2 separate regions of the Homo sapiens genome follow, and region 2 is linked to region 1. A link is an interaction called in ENCODE POLR2A ChIA-PET data of the cell type or tissue named here. Cell type or tissue: HepG2. All regions are shown on one strand. Links, peaks and the distances in the headings refer to the core of each region. The heading gives the core; the rest is flanking DNA.

The links. ChIA-PET counts read pairs that join two places held together with the same protein. Peaks named below come from ENCODE experiments on the same cell type or tissue, not always from the same donor. Only the 100,000 strongest peaks of a DNase experiment are listed, where the experiment ranks them.
Region 2: POLR2A ChIA-PET joins it to region 1 with 11 read pairs; 4 of 35 experiments call an interaction of 5 or more read pairs at or near these places.

The regions. Positions count from the first base shown.
Region 1 is chr3:10,198,014-10,208,941 of GRCh38, forward strand. It overlaps IRAK2 (interleukin 1 receptor associated kinase 2), which reads left to right. Exons shown (of 13, transcript NM_001570.4): 3 at 2,356-2,502. Among named protein-coding and RNA genes, the nearest start is that of IRAK2, 39 kb to the left of the region's middle. In HepG2, for the core only: no CTCF peak of the experiment used is centred there; a DNase peak (open chromatin) is centred at 6,068.
Region 2 is chr3:9,896,531-9,906,146 of GRCh38, forward strand. IL17RE (interleukin 17 receptor E) reads left to right here and starts at 6,318. Exons shown (of 16, transcript NM_153480.2): 1 at 6,318-6,534; 2 at 6,867-6,882; 3 at 7,502-7,621. The coding sequence starts at 6,403. RefSeq lists a silencer at 1,375-1,669 and enhancers at 1,375-1,669, 6,522-7,191. In HepG2, for the core only: no CTCF peak of the experiment used is centred there; DNase peaks (open chromatin) are centred at 1,491, 2,471, 4,751 and 6,021; H3K4me3 peaks cover 3,322 bases.

The DNA of each region.
Region 1 (10,928 bases), core at 1,637-9,636:
ACAGTGAAACCCTGTCTCTACTAAAAATAGAAAAAATTAGCCGGGCGTGCTGGTGGGCGCCTGTAGTCCCAGCTACACGGGAGGCTGAGGCAGGAGAATGGCGTGAGCCCGAGAATCGGAGCTTGCAGTGAGCCAAGATCACACCACTGCACTCCAGCCTGGGCGACAGAGCGAGACTCCGTCTCAAAAAACAAAACAAAACAAAACAAAACGAAAATTTATTTAAAATGTCAGTGACAGTAAAGAAAACACAAGGACGAAGCCACTCATCACCCCCCGACATTCAGCCTTGTTGTTATTTTTGTGCATTCCCGATGTCTCCCCAACTCCTCCCACCCTGGGGAAGTCAGTGATCACCCCTTTGTTCCTGTTTGTCTGGGGATTGGGGCGTCTGCCCCTGGGGGAATTGGGGCTGGTGGTGGCAGTGATGGCAGTGGTGTTTCAATAGTTCTGCCCTAGCTGGGTGGGAGACAGTGAAACCAGTCCCAGGTTTGACTGTTGTTGGCTGTTTTACTTGACACAAGTCATTTCACTTATCTGAGCCTCAATATACTCAAAAATAAAATGCAGATAAACCTATGAACTACCAGAGATTGTTGTGAAAATTAAATAAATATGCACGGTGCCATACCAGTGTGGTGCTATGCAAATTTAGGTCCTATTATTTTAGTTCAAAAGCTTGGGTTTGAAAAGTGAGGTCCCAGGGTAACAATTGGTTTTGTTTAGAGAGGCACAGTTGACCAGTTCAAAGAAATGTTGCTGGAGATGTTTTGTCCCAGCCCTACCTGGGACATCTGTTGTGACATCCCCTGTGTCATGCTTTATGTCATGCTCTGTGTGACATCAAGCGAGTCAGCAGCCCTTCCTGGGACTTCAGTGCCCCAGTTTTTGTCATTCTCAAACATGAGTCTATCCCAAACCACCAGAGAATGAGGGACTTGAATGCAGGGCTATAGCATCAGGTTTTATCTGGGAGGCAATGGGGAGACAGAAAGATTCAGGCTAAGGAGTGTGGACATTATCTAGGCAATGGGGAGCCCCATAAAGGCTTCAAGCAGGGAAGTGACGAGGCCAGATGTATACTTTGGTAAGAAGTAGCCTGGCAAGGGTGTGGAGGCTGCCTGAGCTGGCGGCAGGGCCCAGCCAGAAGGGATAAGATCAGGGCCCAGTGGAGGAGGGGAGAGGAAGCTGTTTCACAGAGCAGCTCTGAGAAGCTGGCTGGAAGCTGAGGTTGACACACCCTCGAAGCACCTTTGGGGTTTCCCAAGTTGATGTAAAAAGGAAATGATTACCCTCGAGAAGGCAGGGGAGTTCTTCGGCCAGTCCTGCGTGCCTTTGGCATGTGATCTTAGCAAGTCATTTAACCTGCTCAGGCCTCAGTTTCCTCATCTCTGAACAGGGATGAGAAGCAGAGATGTTGTGAGGATTCATGTCTGTGCAGCTGGGCCTGGGCCTGGTACAGCCCGTCCTCAGTGGCCATGGCTGCTGTTTTAGGATTCTCATCCATCAAGTGGGAAGGATGCGTTTGTCTCCACTGCGTGAAAGGGAGGTTGTAGGACAGCCAGAACTTTGATCCCTAGGGGCTGGAGTGGGAGCTTAGAGGGATGGTGTCTTTGACCCGCTCACGTGTTCAGGGAAATGTGCAGTCTACAGCGCCCATTCCCATCTCTACTCTCCTTTCCCACATGACACCCCAGCGGGAGGCAAACGGACGCCATTATCACCTCCGTTTTATAGGTGAGGGAAGGGAGACCGAGAGGAGGAAGGTGACTTGTTGGAGGTCACACAGCTGGTTGGGTGGAAGCAGGTGTATGTGACTTAGCACGTCAGAGCTCCACCTTCACCAGGACTGCCATGTTCAGCCACTGCTCTTTTTTTTTTTTTTTTTTTTTGAGACAGAGTCTTGCTCTGTCGCTCAGGCTGGAGTGTAGTGGTGCGATCTTGGCTCACTGCAAGCTCCGCCTCCCCGGTTCAAGTGATTCTCCTGCCTCAGCCTCCCAAGTAGCTGAGACTACAGCCGTGTGCCACCATGCCCAACTAATTTTTGTATTTTTAGTAGAGATGGGGTTTCACCATGTTGGCCAGGCTGGTCTCGAACTCCTGACCTCAGGCAGTCCACCCACCTCGGCCTCCCAAAGTGCTGGGATTACAGGTGTGAGCCACCGCGCCTGGTCTACCGCATTTTACAGATGGGGAGGCCGGGGCCAGAAAGGGAAAGACCCTCCCGCCCTGCAACACCATGCATTTGTGGCAGAGCCAGAATTAGAACCCAGGTCTCTGACTTCCAGAACCAGTCTCTCAATGGCTACCCCACTTCATGGAATAGTAATAACTTTCTTTCCACCTTGTTTTCAGGGAAACCGGCTCCTGAAATCAGGTGTCCCATTCCAGCCTTCCCTGACTCTGTGAAGCCAGAAAAGCCTTTGGCAGCTTCTGTAAGAAAGGCTGAGGATGAACAGGAAGAGGGGCAGCCTGTGAGGATGGCCACCTTTCCAGGCCCAGGTATTTTAAATTTAACTTTTTTACTTAAAGCACTTTTATTTAAGGAAATGAAGATATATCTATAAGGACATTCAGCTTAGCATATAAGAGCAAAAAATTGAGGCTGAGCATGGTGGCCCATGCCTATAATCCCAGCTCCGTGAGGCTGAGGCGGGAGGATGGCTTGAGCCCAGGAGTTTGAGACCAGCCTAGGCAACCTGGTGAGACCTTTTCTCTACAAAAAATTTTAAAAAAATCATCCAGGCATGGTGGCATGCACCTGGTAGTCCCAGCTATTCAGGAGGCTGAGGTAGGGGGATTGCTCGAGCCCAGGAGTGCAAGGCTGTGGTGAGCTATGATCACACCACTGCACTCCAGCCTGGGTGACAGAGCGAGACTCTTCCTAAAGAAAGCAAAAAATCTGGCAACAACAATGGGGGATAATAAAATTAATGTCAGACAGTCACAACAAAGTACTATCAACAGTGATGTAGACGTGCATATGTACATGGAAACATACTGACAATATCGGGAGGTAGAAAAGTAGAAAAAATCAGGTAACAAAATGTATATAACATCTGTTACCATTTTTGTGAGCAGAAAAGAAATAGCTCGGTAATTGGAGGCTTTCTAGTGCCAGACACTATTCCAAGTACTGTACTTCAAAGATATTGACTCATTTAATCTTCAACTAACTATGAATTAGGTATTGTGATTATGCCCATTTCATGGATGAGAAAACTAAAGCACAGCGAGGTTAACCAACCTGGCTGAGGTCATGTACTGCCGGGTCCCTGTTTTCACCAGTGGTCTCCCGTGTCCCCAGCACAGGTTGGCCCTGCGTGCAGGCTCTGGACCGGATGTCTGACCATTTCTCTGTCCATTCTCCATAGGCCCCGGCCCTCGCAGCCATGCAGTGGGGAATTGAGGGGTGCTTCCTGCCCACCACTTTCCTCCCCTCCATCAGTCACAGTCTGCTGAAGCCCAGAGAGGGAGAGCAGCTTGCTTAAGGTCACACAAATAGGAAGTAATGTCTGAGCTGTGTGATTTGAACACTCACATCCCTAAGCATCATACTCACTGCTATCCCAAATCCTTTTGGACCACTTCAGATTTGTCTCCGTCGCCTGTGCCCAGGCAAGGGCTCAGGGACAGTTTCCAAATGACAGAATGGCTCAGCCAGCAGATGACCTCCCTAGGGGAGCTGCTGCTCAGCCCAATCTCCATTCTCACCGCCTCACCCCTGGAGCCCTGCCTCACCTCCTGTCTCCTGCGGCCTCCTGAGTGGTGAGCCAGAGACCCCAAATCCATGTAATCTCAGTTCACTGTTGCCGTTTCTGAAGCCAGGGGCGGCATCAGCTGAAAGGAACATGTTTTGTGGGCTTTTGTATTAGACAGACTCATATTTGAATCCTAGTGCTGCTGTTTTGTAGAATGACTTAGCGTTTGTACCTCAGTTTACTCATTTGTAAAATGAGGAGAATAATAGACCCTATTTCATCACGTTGTGGTAAGAAATCCTGCACCTGAGTGTTGCACCATGGAGGTGCTCATTAAATGTTATCTGATATTATGAACATTCCAGACACTCCAGATAGGTTGAATCTAGAAAGTTAATTCTAGGCCAAGGAGTCTGGATTATTTCCTGTAGCTAAATATATGTATTTTTAAGTGTAGACTTTTGATCAGCAATGAAAGATAAGGGGAAATGGTCCTGACCAAAGGGAAAATTATAACAAAATAGGGAAATTGTAGGGGCGTGCTGGTCAGGATGGAAGAGGTAATAGGCATAGCAGTTCCTTCTGGTATTCTTTATCTAGGTTACTGTAAAGATAAACATCACAGCCAGCCGGGCGTGGTAGCTCATGCCTGTAATCCTAGCACTTTGGGAGGCTGAGGCGGGTGGATCACGAGGTCAGGAGATCAATACCATCCTGGCTAACACGGTGAAACCCTGTCTCTATTAAAAATACAAAAAATTGGCCGGGCGTGGTGGCGGGTACATGTAGTCCCAGCTACGCGAGAGGCTGAGGCAGGAGAATCACTCAAACCCAGGAGGCGGAGGTTGCAGTGAGCTGAGATCGTGCCACTGCATTCCAGCCTGGGTGACAGAGTGAGACTCTGTCTCAACATAAAAATAAAAGTAAAATAAACATCACATGTCTCTGTCAGCCTTTGCTGTTTACTTTCTTTCCTTTTTTTTTTTTTTTTTTTTTGAGATAGGCCTTGCTCTGTTGCCCAGGCTAGGTGACGGTGGCACGGTCATAGCTCACTGCAGCCTCAACTTCCCTGGCTGAAGCAATCCTCCCACTTCAGCCTCTCAAGTAGCTGGGACTACAGGTGTACATCACTACGGCCGGCTAATTTTTTATTTTTGTAAAGATGGGATCTCATTATGTTGCCCAGGCTGGTCTCGAACTCCTGGGATCAAGCGATTCTCCCACCTTGGCCTCCCAAAGTGTTGGGATTACAGGCATGAGCCACTGCACAGAGCCCTATTTACTTACTTTCTTTTTTTGGCAGTGGGATGGAATCTCTGTCACCCAGGCTAGAGTGCAGTGGCACAATCTCGGCTCATTGCAACCTTTGCCTCCCGGGTTCAAGCGATCCTGCTGCCTCAGCCTCCTGAGTAGCTGGGACTATAGGCACGCACCACCACGTCTGACTGATTTTTGTATTTTTTGTAAAGATGGGGTTTCGCTGTGTTGCACAGGCTGGTCTTGAACTCCTGGGCTCAAGCAATCCACCTGCCTTGGCCTCCCAAAGTGCTGGGATTACAGGCGTGAGCCACTGCACCCAGCCCCTATTTGCTTTCTTGATGGCACTTGGAGCAAATGTGCCCAGGCAGGTCAAGATGATAACTACAATTTGCAGGCAGAGACAGGAAGTTGATTGTCTATCTTTGCCTAAATTGAAAATAAGAAATCATTCATTTCATCAAACCACCCAAAGCTTGTCTTCTTTCGGGAAAACCCCAAGGTTCCACTGAGCCCCAGAGTTCAAACTCATCAATTATCTTAAAGGATTTTGGTAGGAGTGAAGTATACTGAGCCCACATCTTGATCCCTGTGATACCCTGGCTCCCCCTTGCAGTAGGTGGGAAGGAAGTGGGAAGAGACATGGAGGAGGAAAATATGTTTGTTTGTTTTGTTTTTTGAGACAGAGTCTCGCTCTATCACTAGGCTGGAGTGCAGTGGCGCGATCTCGGCTCACTGCAGCCTCTGCCTCCTGGGTTCAAGTGATCCTCCTGCCTCAGCCTCCCGAGTAGCTGGCACTACAGGTGCGCGCCACCACGCCCAGCTAATTTTTTGTATTTTTAGTAGAGACGGGGTTTCACCATGTTGACCAGGATGGTCTTGATCTCTTGACCACCTGCCTCGGCCTCTCAAAGTGCTGGGATTACAGGCATGAGCCACCGCGCCTGGCTGAGGAGGAAAATATGTGAGCAGAGGAGCCATGGATAGGCTATGAGCACCTCGGCAAAGCAGTCTCGAAGCTAGAATTCAGATGAAAGGGTTTTGAGCAGCTGAAATAACTGTTACAAAGCCTTAGCTGTAGGAGAGGCCACTGGGCTATCAGTCAGAATCTGTTTACTTACTCTACACATAGTTTCACCAGCCTTGGTAAAATACCAAGTACTGCATGTGTCACAGCCTGACCTTTGTGCTCTATAAACATCAGCTCTTTTTACCTGGACAAGAAACAGACCATTATTGCTCTTTTTACATTTGAGAAAGCTCAGATAAGTGAGGCACAGCTCATCTGAGGTCAGATCTTGAGTAGTGCTGGAGCCAGCGCTTGAGCCAAATTCTGTTTGATACTAATAAAGGAGATGGGGCAGCTGGGGGTAGACCCGCTGCCAGCATCAGGGCAGGACATAGAAGACCCCATGTCAGATACAGTGCCGCTGCTTCTGCAATTCTTGTACCTGCAATGACACAGCTCGGCAGGACCAGAGGTGGTGCATTTTGCTTGAGAAAGCAGGCATATTAGCCTCAGTAGAATAGCAACAAAAAGGCCAAGGCAGTCGGATCACCTCAGGTCAGGAGTTCGAGACCAGCCTGGTCAACATGGTGAAACCTCATCTCTACTAAAAATATAAAAATTAGCTAGGCATGGTCTCAGGCGCCTGTAATCCCAGCTACTTGGGAGGCTGAGGCAGGAGAATTGCTTGAACCTGGGAGGCGGAGGTTGCAGTGAGCCGAGATCACGCCACTGCACTCCAGCTTGGGTGACAGAGAAAGACTCTGTTTCAAAAACAAAAACAAACAAAACAGAGCAAAAAAGAAAAGCAAGAAAAAGAAAGCTTCTGGAAGCATTTCCATAGGAAATGGTTTGTTTTTTAGCTAAGTCCTGGCACTTGATCTGACCTCTGATTAGCTGTGCCTCACTCTTGGAAACAAGATTATGTAGAAGCCCCAAGCCCCATCTATCACTATCACCCAACAAGTATCCCATCTTGTTCATCTACTCTCCTGCCCCATCTCCCTCCCCTCCCTTAGCCATTATTTTAAAACATTTTTATATGAAAAAATTACAAACATACAAAAGCCAAGAGCATAATGACCCTCCATGTCCCCATCAGCTGGCTTCAGTAATGATCCACCCATGGCCAACTTCTGATTAGTTTGTATGGAATCCAGGGAGATTTTCATATCCTTGATAGCTGGAGAATTCCTTCTCATTCTCCTCTCTCTGCCCTTGGACATACAGTGGGGGCCTTTAAAGATTATGGTTGTGAGTTTCTCCTACCACAGATAACTACCCTAGGCACGAGGAGCCAATCCGATTAGACCCCAGAGGAGGGGAGGGCTGGGTAGGGAGAGATGGAGAGTAATGGCTGGTGGGTCCTGTCTGATTTTCCAGACCAGAGTCCATTTCTTTTCCCCAAGACCACAGGGATAAATAAACCCAACTAATAGCCCTCATGTGTCGCAGGAGCAGGCCTCAGGGATTCCCCCAAACTGAGAGGCCTGGGGGAGCCTCCTGAGCAAACCCCAGGCATTAAGTCAGATAGGAAACTCATGACTTGTGTGAGGCAAGCTCTGACCTCAGATTTACTGGGCACAGAAGGACCCTGTGTGCAGAGACAGCCCTGCCCTGTGGCCAGGCCTGGCAGCAGGATGGAACTCAAGTTAGTCTGGAGCAGCGGTTCCCAGTGTGGGGCCCACACCTGCAGTGGTACACAGAACCTGGGTGTTAGCACAAATATAGATCATGTGTAGAAGAACTAGGGACTTCATGGATATTACTGTTTAACACAAGGCTGAATACATAACACTGGAATTAAAGTTGGTTGAAAGAAAACCGTCAGGTGACTCATAGTGAGGTGGCACAGACATGGCCAAAAACTTGGAGACCGGATGAACATAACTGCAGTCTGAGGGATGCGGGCCAAGGGTACTGAGCTGAGGCCAAGAGAAGGCAGGGCAAGGGTGGAAGTGGCCATCACAGAGCAGCCTTTCTGCAGGACGGGGGCCCTGTGCTGGCCAGCAGAGGCCTCCATTAGTCCAGGTCCTTGGTGAGAGGCAGATACCAAGACAGGATAGGATTTCATCAACAAGATAGGATTTCATTAGGACAAATACTTGCAAGAAAATGCAGAGGGAGCTGGGCAAGGCTGGGAGAGCCTTGGGACCATGGTGCGCCATTTCCGAGGAAGGCTGGGTGGGCACTTGCTGGCCTGCCTTCGGTCTAAGGCAGACTCTCCAGGGTGTCCGTTGGCCATCACAGTCCTATCTGCCTAGTGTACCCTCTGCACACAGTGCCTGGGGAACAGCCCCTGGGAAGCATGGTCCGGATGCAGATGCAGGGATTGATTGGAGCCAGCCACAGCCAGGCCCGCAGATAGCCAGGCTCCCAGCAGCTGGGGGTCTCCAGCTCGCATTCTCCTGGCTGCTAGATTCACACAGCAGCAGGGCAAAGATCCCAGGAATGAGGCTGAGGGCAGCCCCTTGACAGGCTCCAGACCTTGTCTCAGGTGATTTCATGTTATCAGCTATCTGTGTGGGTTAATTGTTTAGCCAGGCTGATTTTACTTTCAGTCTCGTGAAATAAAATTTTTTGTTTTTTGTTTTTTGAGACTGAGTCTCGCTCTGTTGCCCAGGTTGGAGTGCAGTGGTATGATCTTGGCTCACTGCAACCTCTGCCTCCCAGGTTTAAGCGATTCTTGTGCCTCAGCCTCCTGAGTAGCTGGGCCTACAGGCATGTGCCACCATGCCCGGCTAATTTTTGTATTTTTAGTAGAGACAGGGTTTCACCATGTTGACCAGACTGGTCTCGAACTCCTGACCTCAGGTGATCCACCTGCCTCAGCCTCCCAAAGCGCTGGGATTACAGGTGTGAGCCACTGTGCTGGCCAAAACAAATTTTTTTTTTTTGATACAGTCTCGCTCTGTCCCCCAGGCTGGAGTGCAGTGGCACAGCTCAGCTCACGGCAACCTTTGCCTCCCTGGTTCAAGCAATTCTCCTGCCTTAGCCTCCCAAGTAGCTGGGATTACAGGCACTCGCCATCATGCCAGGCTAATTTTTGTATTTTTGTAGAGATGGGGTTTTACCATGTTGGCCAGGCTGGTCTTAAACTCTTTTTGTTTGTTTTTTTGTTTGTTTGTTTTGAAGTGGAGTCTCACTCTGTCACCCAGGCTGGAGTGCAGTGGCACAATCTTGGCTCATGGTCTTAAACTCTTAACCTCAGGTGATCCACCTGCCTCGGCCTCCCAAAGTGCTGGGATTACAAGCCTGAGCCACTGTGCCCAGGCCAAAATAAATTTTTTAATAGCCAAAGTTCCAGATGAGTCATTCCTTTCCTGATGTTGTAAGCCACAAATACCTGAAGCAGGTAGATTTATCCAGTAATCTTGGGGTCAAGTCCAGTTTCCTTTGGAAGGGTCAGGTCCCCAGTTACTCAGAAGCTGTCCTTGCCATGGGGCTTCCTAGGTATTTCCAGATGATGATGTTTGAAGCCTCTGGCCTTTGGCCAAGGCCTGCTTCTGTGCGGACCAGCCACCATGGCTCACCTCACCCACGGTCTGTGCCTGCGCCCACCGAGGAGCCCCCCTACCAGATGGCCTCATTAGTCTTCAGATTAATCTTCACATGGGGCCTAGTGAAGAAATTTCACCCTCTTTAACCTCACGTTTAAGTGACCCTAAACTACTTGTCAAACATTCCGTCTTGTGAATCTTGTTCACTCACTAAGGGATTGGGGCATAGACATGGCCAAGCATGGTGGCTCACGCCTATAATCCCAGCACTTTGGGAGGCCGAGGCAAGTGGATCACTTGAGGTCAGGAGTTCAAAACCAGCCTGGCCAACATGGTGAAACCCCATCTCTAATAAAAATACAAAAATTAGCCGGCATCATGGCGCACGCCTATAGTCCCAGCTACTTCGTAGGCTGAGGCAGGAGAATCGCTTGAACCTGGGAGGGGGAGTTTGCAGTGAGCTGAGATTGTGCCACTGCACTCCAGCCTGGGTGACAGAGTGAGACTCTGTTTCCAAAAAAAAAAAAAAAAAAAGAACATAGACACTGGAACCACTGATGACTGTGTGCCCCATGTGAAGATTAATCTGAAGACTAATGAGGCCGTCTGGTAGGGGGGCTCCTCGGTGGGCGCAGGCACAGACTGTGGGTGAGGTGGGCCATGGTGGCTGGTCCGCACAGAAGCAGGCCTTGGCCAAAGGCCAAGGCCCTTGGAAAAGTGACTTAACTTCTCCATGCCTCATTTCACCATCTGCAAAGAGGCAATGAAAATGGTGCAGTGGTACCTTATTTCCTGATTGGCATGAGGATTAGATGAGTTAACGCACGGGAAGGATTTTTTTTGAGACAGGGTCTCATTCTGCCTCCTAGGCTAGAGTGCAGTGGTGTGATCATGGCTCAATATAGCCTTGACCTCCTGGGCACAAGTGATCCTCATCCTCCCAAGTAGAGGGGACCACAGGTGTACACCACCATACCTGGCTATTAAAAAAAAATCTTTTGTAGGACTGAGCGCAGTGGCTCATGCCTGTAATCCCAGCACTTTGGGAAGCCAAGGTGGGCAGATCACGAGTTCAGGAGATCGAGACCATCCTGGCTAACACAGTGAAACCCCATCTCTACTAAAAATACAAAAAATTAGCTGGGTGTGGTGGCGGGCGCCTGTAGTCCCAGCTACTCGGGAGGCTGAGGCAGGAGAATGGTGTGAACCCGGGAGGCGGAGCTTGCAGTGAGCCGAGATTGTGCCACTGCACTCCAGCCTGGGCAACAGAGGGAGACTCCATCTCAAAAAAAAAAAAGAAAAAAAATCTTTTGTAGAAACGGGATCTTGTCATGTTGCCCAAGCTGATCTCAAACTCCTGGGCTGAAGCAATCCTCCTGCCTCAGCCTCCCAAAGTGCTGGTATTACAGATGTGAAGTATTTAGAACAGTGCCTGGCATGATGTTTGCTAACTCATGTACCTAG
Region 2 (9,616 bases), core at 1,453-9,452, 300 kb before region 1:
TAATGTGGCTGGGCGCAGTGGCTCATACCTGTAATCTCAGCACTTTGGGAGGCCGAGGCAGGCGAATCACCTGAGGTCAGGAGTTTGAGACCAGTCTAGCCAACATGGTGAAACCCCGTCTCCACTAAAAATACAAATGGGCATGGTGGTGGGTGCCTGTACTTCCAGCTACTTGGGATGGTGTCCTAAGAGGATGGGCCAGAAGACCTGGGTTCCCCTCCCTGCCAATTATTCCTCTCTGAGCCTCGCTTTTCTCCTCTGGAGACTCACCGCTATGTCTTCCTGGCCTCTTCTGCCAGAACACACTACTTGGGGAGATCAGAGGGTTTCTGGACCCTGTAGTTCACAGAAGGTACTAAACTTAGCAGTGTGTTCACAGAAGGTACTAAACTTGGGAGGCTGGGGCAGGAGAATCGCTTGAACCCAGGAGGCTAAGGTTGTGGTGAGCCGAGATCGCGCCACTGCACTCCAGCCTGAGTGACACAATGAGACTCTGTCTCAAAAAAAAAAAAAGTTGAAATATTGTGAAACTGCTTTATGAACTATGTATCATTATATAAATATGAAAGATGGTTATTTCCTGATCTTTACAGGAGGAGAGAATGTAGGAGTTGAAGGGACTATTAGAGATAATCCAGGCCATGAGAAAGGCAATGTGGTATAATGGAATGAACAGTGTTTTTTGTTTTGTTTTGTTTTGTTTTGTTTTTGAGACTCACTCTGTCGCCTAGGCTGCAGTGCAGTGGTGCAATCTCAGCTCACTGCAACCTTTGCTCACACCCGGTTAATTTTTGTATTTTTGTAGAGACAGGGTTTCACCATGTTGGCCAGGTCTCGAACTCCTGACCTCAAGTGATCTACCCACCTCGGCCTCCCAAAGTGCTAGGATTACAGGCATGAGCCACCATGCCCAGCCAACAGTTTCTTACATTAGACAGACATAGGTGGGAATTCCAGCCAGGCATTTTACTAACTTTTGCCTTGTGCAAGATACCTGAGCCTCTGTTCTTGATCTGACACATGGGCATCATTTTAGCTACCCCCAGGATTGTTGGGAGGCTTAGATAATATGTATGGACAGGCTACATAGTAGGGGTTTAATAAGTAACAGAATGCCTTCCCTTGTTGAGCAGTGTTGGCTTCCTCGCTGAGATTGGGAGTCTCTACCTCTCAGCAATAATTTCTTGCCTCAGAATTCTGGAGGTTGATCCTTCTGGAAGAGCAGATGTAAAGAAGGGATACTCGCCCACTGTTGGTGTACATTGATCTAATTGGTGGGCCTTCCTGCCCAGGGTTCCCTATCAGTGAGCAGAGTTGCCCCAGTAGACGTTAGGAATTGGCCATTACAGGAAGAACCTGGAGCTACTGTTCCATGGTCTGACCAGAGTTCATGCACAGATAAGGCGGTGACAAGAAAAATGGCTGCCCAAGGTCCCTACAGTGCACTCTAAGCATGTGCAGGGGCCTGCCAGGACTTCCTGAGCTCCTGGCTTTGTTCCCAAGTAAAGGCTATTAATCATTAATCATGAAGTCTTGGTCAGCTCATTTTGACACAAACCACAGATGAGACAGGCCTTAGCCACCTGCCAAGAAGACAGGGCCTCTGTGCTGAAGCCCTACAACACACCTTTGTTGCTTTACTCCAATTGGCCACCTCCTATTCCAGCCACAGTTACTCCTCCCTTGTTGACACTTGCCAAACAATCCCAACTCTCCTACAAGTCTAACCACTGGTAACATTATTATAAGATCTACTTTCCTTTCTTTCCAACACTTTCATTTCTTTCTTTACATTGTTAACCCTGCCAATTGTATCACACTGCTAAGTTTAGTAACTTCTGTGAACTACAGGGTCCAGAAACCCTCTGATCTCCCCAAGTAGTGTGTTCTGGCAGAAAAGGCCAGGAAGACATAGCGGTGAGTCTCCAGAGGAGAAAAGCGAGGCTCAGAGAGGAAAAATTGGCAGGGAGGGGAACCCAGGTCTTCTGGCCCATCCTCTTAGGACACCATCTCCTAGGCCTCATATTTCTGAAGTTCTCACAGTGCTGCGGTGTTTAGCGCTCTGATCTATTGGCAAGCGGACTGGTAGACTTGGCAGCCCTTTTCCCCCTCTGACTCCAGGGAGAGTACCTGCATGCCTTCTGGGGGCTTCCCCCAGCTCAGGTGTGAAGTGTGATTGTGTGTGTGTGCATGTGTGTGTATGAGACAGAGAAAGGGGATGTGTGTGCACAAGGTGCATGTCAGCAGCACTCACAGGCTTCCTGCCAGCTCTGGAAGGGACATTTTTTGCCCCTCACAGTGTCCTCTTGCAGGTAGGATGCCTGGAGAGACGGGAGCAGGTGGGGAGGGTCAGAGGAATGGCTTTTCCAATCTCACTCAGACCTAAAACTCATTCTGGCTTTACTTTACTGTGACGCAAGCTGCCTGAGCTGGCCAGGCACCAAATAGGAGGGGGCAATGTGGGGTGAGGGCAAGGGTGGGGAGGAACTCAGAGCGTAAGCGTAGGAGAGAGATCAGCAAGTGAGGGGCTGACTTCAGCTCTTAGGTGTGTGTGCTTGGACTTTACCTAATCTTCCTGAGTGTTTTGCAGTCTGTAAAATGGGGTAATAAGACTGTGAACTCAAGGGTTGTAGTACAAATAAAATAAACTGGGCAAAATGCATGACTCAGAGCCTGATAGTAGGATTTCAGCAAATGTTGATCCCATCCCTCCCCTTCCTTAGGTTGTGCCAGAATTCACCCCTGTGCTTCTTACCTTAAATACTTTTTGGAACAGTCTCTACAATAAATAAGTAAACCAGCAAGACAATAAATAAAATGCACACGTCCTTTTCTTTTTCCCCCTTTCTTCCTCACCTTTATTCCTTTTACTTTTCCAGCGGGTCCTGGAATGCTGTTTTTCTTCCCTTTCTTCCCTCTTTCCCTCTCTTCTCTCCTCCCATCCTCCTTCCCTCCCTTCCTCTCTTCCTCCGTCCCTTCCTCCCTCCCTCCCTTCTTTCCTCCCTTCCTCCTTCCCTCCCTGCTGCCTTCTCTCCCTCCCTCCTTTCTTCCCTCCCTCCCTTCTTTCCTTCCTTCCTTTTTTTCCCTTCCTCTCTTCCTTCTTATCTCCATTTCTTTTCTGCTTCTCCTCCCATACCTTAACCAGAAGCAATTAACCAATATTTTCTCTGTGAGAGATCAGAAGATAAGGGTAAAGAAGAAGGATTGTTTTGGAATAGAACCAAGTTTCTCACTTCATGCCTCCAGCATTAGAAAACTCATTATTTGGGCCGGGCGCAGTGGCTCACGCCTGTAATCCCAGCACTTTGGGAGGCCGAGGTGGGCGGATCACAAGGTCAGCAGATTGAGACCATCCTGGCTAACACGGTGAAACCCCCTCTCTACTAAAAACGCAAAAAATTAGCCGGGTGAGGTGGCGGGTGCCTGTAGTCCCAGCTGCTCGGGAGGCTGAGGCAAGAGAATGGCGTGAACCTGGGAGGCGGAGCTTGCAGTGAGCCGAGATCGCACCACTGCACTCCAGCCTGGGCAACAGAGCAAGACTCCGTCTCAAAAAAAAAAAAAGAAAACTCATTATTGGCCAGACACAGTGGCTCACACCTGTAATCCTAGCACCTTGGGAAGCTGAGGCAGGATAACTGCTAGAGGCCAGGAGTTTGAGACCAGCTTGAGCACCATAGCCAGACCCTATATGTAGCCAGGCAAAATGGTGTGTGCCTGTGAAGGGAGGATTCACTTGAGTCCAGGAGGTTGAGGCTGCAGTAAGTGGTGATTGCGCCATTGTCCTCCAGCTTGGGTGATAGAGTGAGACTCTGTCTCAAAAAAAAAAAAAGAAAAGAAAGAAACCTCATATTTATATAGCTCTAAACCACTGTGAGTTAGGTAGAATTTGGGGGAAGGCTCTCTAACCTATTCTTAGTATGGCCAGACCACCCTTTCCTCCTTTCAGATCTTACTGTTTTGTTTGCAGAGATGGACTTCAAGGCCAAAAGGCATACTGTGTTAGGGTCTGTGTCAGGCAGCCCCTTTTGGGTTCCAAGAGCAGAGGAAGATGAGGCTGTGTGAGGGAAGACCATAGGATGATAGAGAATTGGTACCGGGCACAGTGGCTCATGCCCATAATCCTAGCACTTTGGAAGGTTGAAGCAGGTGGATCACTTGAGGCCAAGAGTTCAAGACCAGCCTGGCCAATGTGGCAAAACCCTGTCTCTACTAAAAATACAAAAATTAGCCAGGCATAGTGGTGCACAGCTGTAATCCCAGCTACTCAGGAGGCTAAGGCACAAGAATCACTTGAACCTAGGAGGCGGAGGTTGCAGTGAGCCAAGAACACACCACTGCACTCCAGCCTGGGCAACAGAGCAAGACTATCTCAAAAAAAAAAAAAAAAAAAAAAAGCCAGGTGCTGTGGTTCATGCCTGTAATCCCAGCACTTTGGGAGGCCAAGCTGGGCTCAGATCACCTTAGGTCAGGAGTCCAGGACCAGCCTGGCCAACATGGTGAAACCCGTCTCTACTAAAAATACAAAAATTAGTCTGGTGTGGTGGCGTGCACCTGTAATCCCAGCTACTCGGGAGGCTGAGGCGGGAGAATCGTTTGAACCTGGGAGGTGGAGATTGCAGTGACCTGAGATTGCACCATTTGCACTCCAGCTTGGGTGACACAGTGAGACTCTGTCTCAAAAAAAAAAAAAAAAAAGAGAGAGTTGAGTTGCGAGGGCCTAGCAAAAGGGGAGCTCCCTGAACTATAGACTTTGACCTTGTCCAAATCATTATCCCTCTGCTTCCTTATCTCTCTATGAAATGAAAACAATAATTAACACTTACCTGTCTCACAGGTAGGGTTAGGAGGATTAAATATAAAAGTGTTTTGTGAAGTGTGAAACAGATAAACTACATAGATGAAATGTATCATGACATTTATTCAATTACACAGCACATACTTCATAATATCTACTGCTAGGCTTGGAGAAACATAAAGAATAAGAGTTTTTATCTTTTCATGAACTCAAAAAGCTAGAGGGTACTTTTAGGATAATGGGTAGGATGCAGCCTTCAGACAATGAACCTAAAGACAGGAATAGAATTGGCCAAAAGCAGGCTGTGGTTAGGCCACTGAAAGGTGGTCTAGATTGAATTGCAGGGGGACAATAACAATCTCAAGATGCCTTGGCTGGGCGCCGTGGCTCACGCTTGTAATCCCAGCACTTTGGGAGGCCAAGGTAGGTGGATCACATAGTCAGGAGTTCGAGACCAGCCTGGCCAATATGGTGAAACCCTGTCTCTACTAAAATACAAAAATTAGCCAGGCATGGGGCAGGTGCCTGTACTCCCAGCTACTCAGGAGGCTGAGGCAAGAGAATCGGTTGAACCCAGCAGGTGGAGGTTGCAGTGAGCAGAGATTGTGCCACGGCACTCCAGCCTGGGTAATAGAGCAAGACTCAGTCTCAAAAAAAAAAAAAAAAAAAAAAAAAAAGATGCCTTGACCTGGTAGGTGTGCCCCAAACTTTCTTTCCAGTGTGTGTGTTACCAAGGTGAGGGCTGAAGCTGCTCAAATGCTCCATGAAGGGGAGGAAGCTGTGGGATGATGGGGAGGGTTCCCACAAAGATGGAGCCTCGTCAGCCTTTCTCCAGCACCGGAAACCACAGGAAACCAGGTCAGTGTGTGGGGCCCGCTCCCTCTGCTCCAGGGCTCAGCTGTGAGCTCTGGGGCTTCCTGAGCAGGGCGTACTGACTAGTGGGTCCTTGAAGCTAGAGGCCCCTTTGGTATGGAGCCCTTTGCCTAGAAGAGCTGGACCTGGCTCATGGGTAGAGAGAACTCGGCTATAGTCCTGAGAGTTAACCAGTTGGGAAGCCAGGGTACATATGGGCTTCATGTGCATCCTAGAGTGCTTTTTTTCTTCCCCACTCTAAATGGTGCCTCAGTCACCTCTGTATCTCCAGCACCCAGTGCTGAGTAGTGCTTAAGAGCTCGGCTAATTCTCTAAGTGAGGGGGTGAAGCGCATGTCTATGGGAGACACAAGTTCCAGAGTGTGCTGATGGGTGGATCAGATCTGCAGTGTGTTTCAGGAGTAGGAGGGGCTAAGAAATGGGTGCGTCCCCCAACCTGATGCTAGCCCCTTTCCTGTTACTTCTCACCCACAGCAGGAGCCCCTTGTCTTTCAGGTGGGGGGCAGTAGGGTTTTTGGGGGCACAAGCTTTCCTCAGTCCCTCCACTTGGAGGGGAAGGAATGTGGCCTGGCTGGCTGGTTGGGATCAAGGAGGAGCTTTCGGGCAGGGCGGGGCCAGGGCAGGCTGGGGCGAGGGCTCCTGCTGGTACTGTGTTCGCTGCTGCACAGCAAGGCCCTGCCACCCACCTTCAGGCCATGCAGCCATGTTCCGGGAGCCCTAATTGCACAGAAGCCCATGGGGAGCTCCAGACTGGCAGCCCTGCTCCTGCCTCTCCTCCTCATAGTCATCGACCTCTCTGACTCTGCTGGGATTGGCTTTCGCCACCTGCCCCACTGGAACACCCGCTGTCCTCTGGCCTCCCACACGGTAAGGTGCTGCTGCCAGGTAGGGACACCTGCCTGGCACAGCCATAAAGCTCCCCACTCCCCTGCCTGCCCTGTGCTACCTCCGCAGTCCCTGTGCTCTGGTGGCAGCTTTGATGTGTCCTCTACCTAGTCTCAAAGGGGTAGCCAAGGTCCTTTGTGCTGAGGGCCTGGACAGGGTGGAGCTGGGAAGATAAGAGCCAGAAGGTATGGGCTATTAGCTATGGGGCTCAGAATTTGCTGATTTGAAGCAAAGACCCCAGGAATGTGCCTTATGGGAGTCTCTCCTAATAATAGCTCTTTCCTTTCTTTTCCCTACTGGGCCCTGTGCCTCAGGATGACAGTTTCACTGGTGAGTCGCATTTCCTGCCCCATTGCTCCTCCCCACGCCCACTATTTTTGCAGATGCCTAGCAAGCCCTCCATTCTAATTTTCAGTTCCCAACCCGGGAAGTAGCACAATATCAAGGAAAAATTTGGAATCATGACAAGCCTGGGTTCACATTGCAGTTCTGCCAGACTCCCGTGTGGCCTCAGACTGTGCACCTAACCCCTCCAACTGACCCTCAGTTTCTGAGGGGTAGTAGCATAGTAGAAATGATTGTACACTAAAGGCAGTGTTGCTTCTGATCTGTAGAGAGGATTAGATGAGAAACATGAGTAAATCTCCAGGTTCTCCATATATGTTGGCTCCTCCCCTTAACTGATCCCTCACTTCTATCAGTAATACAACAATAATCCTTCCTATTTTATGGTATGTTCTACTTCACAAGACATTTTCCCATACACTACAATTTTGATTTTTATAACAGACCCGCTTTATGAATGAGGAATCTGATCCTTAGACAGGTCCTGTAACCCCCAAAGTCATACTTCCAGGATGTGACAGAGCTTGGCCTCAAATCCAGCTTGTTGGAGGTAGGAGGGACCTTCTTAGACCCTATCATTTGCTTTCCCTTCCATCTTTCCCAGGAAGTTCTGCCTATATCCCTTGCCGCACCTGGTGGGCCCTCTTCTCCACAAAGCCTTGGTGTGTGCGAGTCTGGCACTGTTCCCGCTGTTTGTGCCAGCATCTGCTGTCAGGTGGCTCAGGTATGAGAAACAGCCCCTTGGGCCATTCTCAGTGAAGAGAACATTTTGAGGGACCACCTAGGCTGAGCAAGTGGGACTTACTAGAACAGATATTTGTCTTGTTTTAACCTCAACTGGGACTTGGATTATCCTAAAATAGCACGCTATGACTGATATTCACAAATACAATTGTACAATTTTATGAAGGTTTTTTTTCAGCTGAGATTCTTGGAATTAAAAGCTATGGATTTATTGTTATTACCATCTATTTGTAGAGCAGGATCTTCTTTCTTACTCTATATTTTAATTGCTCAGCTCAGTGCCTGGTACATACTAAATGCCCTTACATTGCTTAAGAATTGGCAGTTTCTAGGCCAGGCGCGGTGGCTCACGCCTGTAATCCCAACACTTTGGGAGGCTGAAGCAGCCTGATCACCTGAGGTCAGGAATTCGAGACCAGTCTGGACAACATTGTGAAACCCCTGTCTCCACTAAAAATACAAAAAATTAGCAGGGCCTGGTGGCAGGCACCTGTAATCCCAGCTGCTCAGGAGGCTGAGGCAGGAAAATCACTTGAACCCAGGAGGTGGAGGTTGCAGTGAGCCGACATCATGCCATTGCACTCCAGCCTGGGCGACAAGAGCAAAACTCCATCTCCAAAAAAAGAATTGGCAGTTTCTGGGCCAGGTATGATGGTTCACACCTGTAATCCCAGCACTCTGGGAGGCCAAGGTGGGTGGATCGCTTGAGTCCTGGAGTTTGAGACCAGCCTGGCCAACATGGCCAAACCCCATCTCTACAAAAAAATACAAAAATTAGCTGGATGTGGTAGTGCACACCTGAAGTCCCAGCTACTTGGGAAGCTGAGGTGGGAGGATCACCTGAATTCAGGAGGTGGAGGTTGCAGTGAGTTAAGATAGCGCCACTGCACTCCAGCCTGGATGACAGTGTGAGACCCTGTCTCAAAAAAAAAAAAAAAAAAAAAAAAAGAATAGGCAGTGTTTAATTTTTCTAATTGTTTGTTGTTAGAAATAATGCTACAGGGCTGGGCACAGTGGCTTATGCCGGTAATCCCAGTACTTTGGGAGGCTGAGGCGGGCAGATCACCTGAGGTCAGGAGTTTGAGACCAGCCTGGCCAACATGGTGAAACCCCGTCTCTACTAAAAATACAAAAATTAGCCAGGTGTGATGGTGCATGCCTGTAATCCCAGCTACTCAGGAGGCTGAGGTGAGAGGATTGCTTAAGCCCAAGAGTTCAAGACTGCAGTGAGCAGTGATTGTGCCACTGCACTCCAGCCTCCATGACAGAGCAAAATCCTGTCAAGAAAGGAAGGAAGGAAGGAAGGAACGAAGGAAGGAAGGAACAAAGGAAGGAATGAAGGAAAGAAAGAAAAGAGAGAGAGGCAGGGACTGGCGTGGTGGCTCACGCCTGTAATCCCAGCACTTTGGGAGGCTGAGGTGGGCAGATCTTGAGATCAGGAGATCGAGACCATCCTGGCTAACATGGTGAAACCCCGTCTCTACTAAAAGTACAAAAAATTAGCTGGGCGTGGTGGCAGGCGTCTGTAGTCCCAGCTACTCTGGGGGCTGAGGCAGGAGAATCGCTTGAAGCCAGGAGGCGGAGATTGCAGTGAGCCAAGATCGCGCCGCTGCACTCCAGCCTGCGTGACAGAGCAAGGCTCCGTCTCCAAAAAATAAAAATTAAAGAATGCTAAAATGAATATCTTTGTATATATAGCTTTTTCTCTGCTTAAGAAATTAATCTTTTCTTGATTGCTTTATAATTTTCAAGATTAAAGAAGCTTGACATCCTTACCCTCCTTGATTTAAAACGACTTACTATCAGGCCGGCTCATGCCTGTAATCCCAGCACTTTGGGAGGCCGAGGCGGGCGGATCACCTGAGGTTGGGAGTTCGAGACCAGCCTGACCAACACGCAGAAACCCCGTCTCCACTAAAGATACAAAATTAGCCGGGCATGGTGGCACATGCCTGTAATCCCAGCTACTTGGGAG